Linked DNA regions of Homo sapiens: region 2 is linked to region 1. Evidence: read pairs that join two places in POLR2A ChIA-PET (ENCODE). Cell type or tissue: Panc1. All regions are shown on one strand.

Region 1 (4,000 bases):
TAGTAGTGCCTGGCACATTAGAAGTGCTCACACACATTGGCTGAATAAATGAAGAATCCTGCATTCATTCACCCTAGTTCTAGCTGTAACAATAGAATCCTATTCACTCTGGGTAGTTCTAGAGCCAGTTAGAGATATTGTATTGCATTCTGGAGACCCTCCAAGTCCAAGGAATTTCACCGTGTCTACAGAATACCCCTGTCTCCAAAGAAACTACATTTCAGTTCCAAGTAGTTGTACCACAGTCATAAACACAACCACAAAGGAGAAATGGAAACAAACCACCAAAACACTGTGACTGGGAGGCCCAACTCCTCTCAACCACTGAAGAGCAGTTTCTAAACAAACACAAAGGGAATTGTACCTGCTCTGGGTCCTGCCAAAAGAATAGAAAGCAAACCCAAGAAAGTCAGACTGGCACCAAGTGAGAACCCAACAGGGCCAAATAGGAAGCTCACTGGGGGAGGAGAGATGCCAGGATTAGTGGTGGTAGGAGGTTGACCTAATTCCACTGTGTTCAAGGGATATTACTGCCTGGTCCAATGAGTCATACAGCTCAGGCATGTCATATCATTTTAACCACAGATAATAAGAATAACAACCTCCTTTTATTGAGTGATTACTAAGTACCGGCCCTATGCTAAGCACTCTTTACACATTAGCTCACTTTTGCTAAGACTGGGCAGGGAGGTAATCAAGTCGCAGGAGTCATCCAGGTAGGCAAAAGAAATATGAAGGCAAGCGCACCACCAAGGCTGAGGACAGGAAATTTGGATGTTGACAGACAAGTGTCTGCCCCACCTCTAATTCGTTAAGCTGATGATTCCCAAACACACATCGGAGTAAACTGGGAAAGTTTTCAAAAGACAGCTTTCTGAGTCCCCCTCAGACTCACTGAATCAGAATTTCTAAGGACAAGGCCCAGAAATCCATATTTTTATCTATATTTTTAAAATCTATATTTAAAAATCCCAATTTAAAAAAAAAACCACCCTGAATTCACACTTGTGAATATCCCACATACACGTGGGCCCTTAAAGAAAGTGCAGATGCTAAAATAACCCAGGACCCTACATTGGCTTATTCCCAAACTGCTTTCATTTAGTCCCAGCTCTACTGGGTCTCAAATCCATGGCTCTAAAACCCTAGACATTCTTTGGGCCTGTGGACAGGTGTTTCTCAGGCTTTGCATCTGAGTTAGTCCCCAAATCCTTAGGATTAACTTGACTCCTGGGCATTTTGTGCCACTATAGGTGGTTACGTCCTCCCACCCCAGACATTTGCATCTAAACAAGCAGTGCCAGAGCCCTGTTAGTGAGGATGAGTAGGGGACACTTGGACCCAGGATACCAGCAATGAGACCATCATACAGAAGGATGAGTGTCCTGCAAGACCTGGCCCAACTAAAAGCCTCATAGCTATTGCCTGTTAGGGGAGGAATGAGTCTCTTAGCAGTCCCTGAGCACACATTGAAAAAGGATGCAAGTGAGGCGGCGAATGAGGGGTCTGAGCTTGAAGGTAGCCCTAGGACCTCCTCAACAGGCTCCCAGGTTCTGAATCCTGTTCACGAATCTTCCTTCTCCTGCATCAAGAACCATCTCCACCAACCCCCATCTCTGGTCTTTACCACAGGAAAACACCTCTGCTCAATCCTGGCAACCATCCACCACCCACAGACAAAAATAGACCAGCTGGCCTCTGCAAGCACGTTGCTTTCACTGATGAGAAACAAACACCCATTTAGTTTACTTTCTCTTCAAAAGTCCAGGAAGCCTCTTGACAGAAGATACTGGGAAGTTTTAGTGAAGGCCAAGGGCTTAAGTTTTGAAACCTAAACCATTTGACAGGCCCCGTGAAGGTGAAACTTATGGTCACATTGAAGCTCTTGCACTTTGAGTCTCATTTGCTAAATGTAGTAAGGCATTCATCGGGGTCTCTGAGACGCAGAAAAAAATGTAACGACAGTGAGGCATATGTGTGCTTCACGCAAGAAAGAACTTTTTTTTTTTTTTTTTTTTGAGACAGAGTTGCCCTCTTTTACCCAGGCTGGAGTGCAGTGGCACAATCTCAGCTCACTGCAACCTCATCCTTCCAGGTTCAAGCAATTCTCCTGCCTCAGCCTCCCAAGTAGCTGGGATTACAGGCGTGCTCCACGACACCCAGCTAATTTTTGTATTTTTTACAGGGTTTCACCATGTTGGCCAGGCTGGTCTTGAACTCCTAGCCTTGGGTGATTCACCCGCCTCAGCCTCCCAAAGTGCTGGGATTACAGGCATGAGCCACTATGCCCGACATGAAAGAACTTTCTAATGGAGTTGACCATCAGGAGAAGAGTCTGCCTGGGAGATGTGAGATCATTTCCATTGGATGTGACTCTAATTATCTATCAGCCATGCCATAGGTGTGAGGTTGGACCAAGAGAACCTTTAAGATATCTTCCAAGCTCTAACTCTACGACTCTGTAATCATTATCACCATAAACTGGGCACCTTTTCCACAAGGGGCTTGTGTAAAATGTGGAACAATCAACTTGGAAAAGGCCTATTCAAGAATCAGAACTTCTTGTGTTCTGAGGGATATTCCTACAAATCTCCGAGGACATAATAACTTACCAATATATAGTCTAGGAATATTTCTGAATGTTTCAGTCACTGAGAGTCCAGGAAGCCTCTCTTCTGGACAGTGTCTGCTAATTAGCTCCCTTGTTGAAATAGTCTGTATCCACCACCAAACACCCTGAGAGTGCTATCCTTTCCTGATGGATACATTATAGTTTATTTCTGAAATAGTTTATCTCTCAAATCTCTCTCTAACTCACACCTCTCCCCTGCTTAGATTGTTCCAATCAGTTGGACATTTTATTTGTATTTCAAACTACCTACACTTGAATATCTGTTAGACATTTTAAACTGAAAATACCCCAAACTCGTCTTCTGCCACCAAACTTGCTCCTCCCACCAAACTTGCTCCTCCCACAGTCTTGCCTGTTTCAATTAATGGCAACTCTATCCTTTCAATATGCTGGGACAAAAACCTTGGAGTCATTTGCGACTTATTTTACACCTTATAGCCAGTCTTTCAGAAAAACCTGTTGTTCCTACTTTCAAAATATATTCAGATTATGACCACTTCTCATCACCTGCACTGCTGCCACCTGGTCTAAGGCCATGGTTCTCTCTCACCGAGATTACCACAGTAACGTTTTCAACTCATCTCTCTGCTTCCATCTTTCAGTCTTTCTCAGCACAGGATCCAGAGTAGGGTGATGGAAATGTACTATATGGCTATTGTGGTGGTGGTTACATGACTCCATACATTTGTGAAAACTCATCAAATGGTACTCTTAAAATTGACAAATTTTATTATATACAAATTATATTGCAAGGCCAGCCATGGTAGCTCATGCCTATAATCCCAGCACTTTGGAAAGCCAAGGTGGAAAGATCGCTTGAGCCCAGGAGTCTGAGGCCAGCCTGGGCAATATAGTAAGACCCTGTCTCTACAAAAAATAAAAAAATAAAAAATTAGCCAGACGTGGTGGTGTGTGCCTATAGTCCCAGCTACTTAGGGGGCTGAGGTGGGAGAATTGCTTGAGCCTAGGAGGTCAAGGCTGCAGTGAGATATGATTGTGCCACTGCACTCCAGCCTGGGCAACAGAGCAAGACCCTGTCTCAAAAAAATTGTATTGCAATAAAGATTAAAAATGCAAATTAGATTATGTCATTTATTGGATCAAAACCATAAAAAATGGATTCCCATTTCATTCAGAGTATAATCCAGAGTTCTTACAATGGCCTTCAAGGTCCTGTTTAATCTATTACCCCATTAGCTGTCTGACCTCACCTCCTTTTCGCTCACTTAGCTCTACCACACTGGCCTACTCATTGTTCTTCTGTCATACCAGGAACACACCCACCTCAGGATCTTGTATGTGTTTACCTGTCTAGAACACTCTTGTTCTAGTTATTATCTGCATCCTTGATCCTTCTTCTTACAGTAT
Region 2 (4,000 bases), 430 kb before region 1:
CAAAACCATTCAACAGCCAGGGAACGTGGCTGAGAATTACTAGTAGTTTTGTGTTGCTGGAACTAAGGATGAACTTGGGTGAGTGACAAGAAATAAACCTAGAGAAGAATGAATGTGGAGGGCCATACATGCTAAACAATAGAGTGTGAATGTTATCCTGAAAGCTATAGAGAATCTTTCAAAAATGTTATATCAGATATTTGTATGATCAGGTTATATTATTTGTGGAAAAATCCTTTTGCCCATAGATCTATTCTCTTGCTTTCTTCCTTCAGTTAATGGTATCCTCCATCCCTGCAACGTCATGAACTAGAAACTGGGGGAATCTTGGGGCAATTTCCCTCTGCCAAGTCCTTTTTGGGGCCCCTCTCAAGGAGCCATTCCTTTCTATTCTGTGACGCTGCCTGTGTCTGTTCAGGCCTCTGCCTGTTCTTGCCAGGACTACTATGGTGGGCCCCCCTAACTTGTACCAAGGCATCTGCTCTTTCAGGGAATTTCCTGTTCCCCAACCTAGCCTGGGGCAGACTGGTTCTCTCTGCTTTGGTAGCTAATACGGTTGGATGTTTGTCCCTTCCAAATCTCATGTTGAAATGTAATCTCCAGTGTTGGAGGTGGGGTCTGGTGGGAGGTGTTAGGGTCATGGGGGTGGATCCCTCATGAATGTCTTAGTGCCCACCTCGCAGTAATGAGTCTCATTCTATTAGTTCACAAGAGAGCTGGTTGTTTAAAGAGACTGGCACCTTCTCCCTTCTCTCTCTTGCCCTCTGTCACCATGCGATGTGCCTGCTCCCGCTTCGCCTTCTGCCATGATTGTAGGCTCCCTGAGTCCTCACCAGAAGTAGATGCTGGCGCCACACTTCCTGTACAGCCTTCAGAACCATGAGCCAAAATAAACTCTTTTCTTTATAAATTACCCAGTCTCAGGTATTTCTTTTTAGCAATGCAAACAGACTAACACAGTAGTCCATATCCCTCTCCTAGCAGTTATCACCCTGCCTCATAACCATTTACCGTCTGGCTCTGCACCGTGTGCTGTGTGTGCATATGCTCTAAGGATGCTCTGTTTTCACTGCTCAGCCCAGCTGCAGGGATAGCACCCAGTGCACTATAGATATTGCATACACGAATAAACCAACCCCAGCCCTTTAATAAGATTGGCAAATGAAAGCACCCTATAGCTTTAAAAAAAAAAATAAGAAAGAAAAAAGTTCTAAGGCCTTAGTGAACCACTCTGAAACAAAGGTTTTTCCTCATCAACTTCCAAGCTTCCAATGCTCATGTTCTTTTTTTTTTTTTTTTTTTTTTTGAGATGGAGTCTTGTTCTGTCAGCCAGGCTGGAGTGCAGTGGCATGATCTCGGCTCACTGCAACCTCCACCTCCTGGATTCAAGTGATTCTCCTGCCTCAGCCTCCCAAGTAGCTGGGATTACAGGCATGTGCCACCACACCCAGCTAATTTTTGTATTTTTAGTAGAAACGGAGTTTCACCATGTTGGCCAGGGTGGTCTCGAACTCCTAACCTCAAGCGATCCCCCTGCCTCAGCCTCCCAAAGTGCTGGCTTACAGGTGTGAGCCACTGGGCCAGGCTCATGTTCTTTTTCTCTATCCTTCTCTCTCCCCTATGTAACTCTCTACCTTGTCCGACTATGCATGATATAGAACTGAAATCTGCAGTGTGTGTGGATGTATGTGTGTGAGTACATGCAATGCTTTATTTACCTGTTTTAATTTGAAAATGTGAATAGTCATGTAGTTTTTCTGAATTGTGTGGTGAGTTTGAGTTTTAATTTTCATATTACAATAGCCCTTGGTGGTTTTAATTTTCATATTACAGTAGCCCTTATAGTAGGAATACACGTTTTGTATTCCTAACATAGCTGTATAAAAAACACTCCTTAAGCTATGCACAGGCGTGCGCGCGCACACACACACACACACACACACACTCATAGTCACTCACTCTATCCTTGTTGTCCATGTTACAGGTATTGATGTAAAGTCCTTTAAGTATTTTTGTAAGAAAACGTTTCTAAGTTGAATCCTCTGAACTGAATATCGTGCCATAGAAAAGATATTCTCAAAAGCATCTCTTTGCAGCTCATGGGACTGAAAACATCCATGGGCTCAGCACAAATGCACCTAACACATTCCACTCCTTTTTCAGAGGTAACCATACGGAAATAAATGATAGGAATAATGCCGAATATATTTCAGTTATTTAAAAGCAAGTTATTTACATACTTAAGTACTTTGAGTACACAGAACAGCACCTTGACTTCACTTCTATTTGTTTATTCTGTTGATTTTAAAAAAATTCTGTCTGCTTTTTATGTAATGGGACTTTTATTATCAGAGTTGAATTCAGTATCTATTGCTTTGTAACAGATTACCCCAACATTTAGTGGTTTCAAACCACACGCGTGTATGATCTCCCAGTTTCTGTGTGTTGGGAATCCGGGCATGGCTTCGCTGGGAGACTTACCCAGCTGCAGTCAAGGTTCAACTGGGCACTGATCCGCTTCTAAGCAGTTGGTGGCAGGATTCAGTTTCTTACAGGCTGCTGGACCAAGGGCTTCAGTTCCTGGTCGGCTGTTGGCGGAGGCCACCCTCAGTTCCTGGCCATGTGGGCCTCTCTAACATGGCAGCTCACTTCATCAAAGCCAGCAAGAGAGAGAGCCTGCATTACAACCTCTTGTGACCTAATCACAGATGTGATATTTCATCAACTTTGCTATATTCTACTTGTCAGAAGCAAGTTACCAGATTCAACTCACACTCAAGGGAAGGGAATTACACAAGGATATTAGTATTGAGATATGGGGGGTCATTGGGGAAAATTTTAGAAGTTGGTCTTCTACAAGATGAAGCCATTAAAAAAAGAGACTATTTGAATATGTCACCTTTGCTCTTTTATATTGAATGAGAGCTCCATCAATACTTTTTTGTTAACCCCCTGATTAAAACACACTGGTTTACTTAAATACTTTATTCTCAAATATTAAATGGAAAACAAAACATGATTTCTTTATTTTTTATTTTTTTTTTAGATAGGGTCTCTTGCTCTGTCACCCAGGCTGGAGTGCAGTGGCACAACCATAGCTCACTGCAACCCTGACCTACTGGGCTCAAGCAATCCTCCTGCCTCAGCCTCTTGAGTAGCTGGGACTACAGGTGTGTGCCACCATGCTCAGCTTGATTTCTAACATTGCCCGGCTTGATTTCTTTTTTTTACTGATCTCTTCATTACCAACATGAGCTAACATTTATTTTTGCAATGCGATGATAATTCAGACTGCTGTGGTTGCCAGTGACAGAAGACAAATGTGAACCTGTTTAAGCAAAAGAGGGAAAAGGGGAAATACGTTGGCTCAAGTAACCAAGGCATGGGAAGGGCCTTAGGGACAGCTGCAACTAAGATCCCCAGGTCCATCAGGCCTCCCTCTGCAAGCCCTGTGTCTGCTCTTCTCTCTGAAGGCCTTGTCCTCGTGGCCACCAGCAGCTTGATCTCCCAGCTTTGCCATTAGGATGGAACTGAGACTCACACTGTCAGGCCCTGATGTCTAAATTGCCAATTGGCTCTGTTTTCCTCAACTTGAATCACACACCCATCTCTGGACAAGTTGAATGCAGTCAAAGGTGTCAAGGGTTGGGCCCCAGGGAGCCCCTGTGCCAGGAAGAGGGCCCTACTAGAGCATGGTGGCCGCCATGGAGCCACGTGATTGGAAAAGGCCAAAGCTGATCTGCCAGAAGAAGAGAGAGGAGAGCTGGACAGGCAAGATAGCAGCTCTTTCCTGCCCTCAGTGTCTGTCTTCCTTGCACATAACATACATACAAGGTGTATGTACGTGTGTAAAACTTGGGTGAGGGCTGGGCACTGTGGTTCACACCTATAGTCCCAGCTACTTGGGAGGCTGAGGCAGGAGGATCACTGGAGCCCAGGAGGTTGAGGCTGCAGTAGGCTATGATAGTGCCACTGTACTCCAGCCTGGGCGACAGAGAGA

What was found. Peaks named below come from ENCODE experiments on the same cell type or tissue, not always from the same donor. Only the 100,000 strongest peaks of a DNase experiment are listed, where the experiment ranks them.
Region 2: POLR2A ChIA-PET joins it to region 1 with 15 read pairs; 2 of 35 experiments call an interaction of 5 or more read pairs at or near these places.

Annotation. Positions count from the first base shown.
Region 1 is chr1:212,161,089-212,165,088 of GRCh38, forward strand. No RefSeq gene overlaps it. Among named protein-coding and RNA genes, the nearest start is that of MIR3122, 85 kb to the left of the region's middle. RefSeq lists an enhancer at 145-254. In Panc1, no CTCF peak of the experiment used is centred here; no DNase peak of the experiment used is centred here.
Region 2 is chr1:211,726,875-211,730,874 of GRCh38, forward strand. No RefSeq gene overlaps it. Among named protein-coding and RNA genes, the nearest start is that of NEK2-DT, 53 kb to the left of the region's middle. In Panc1, no CTCF peak of the experiment used is centred here; no DNase peak of the experiment used is centred here; H3K27ac peaks cover 1,315 bases.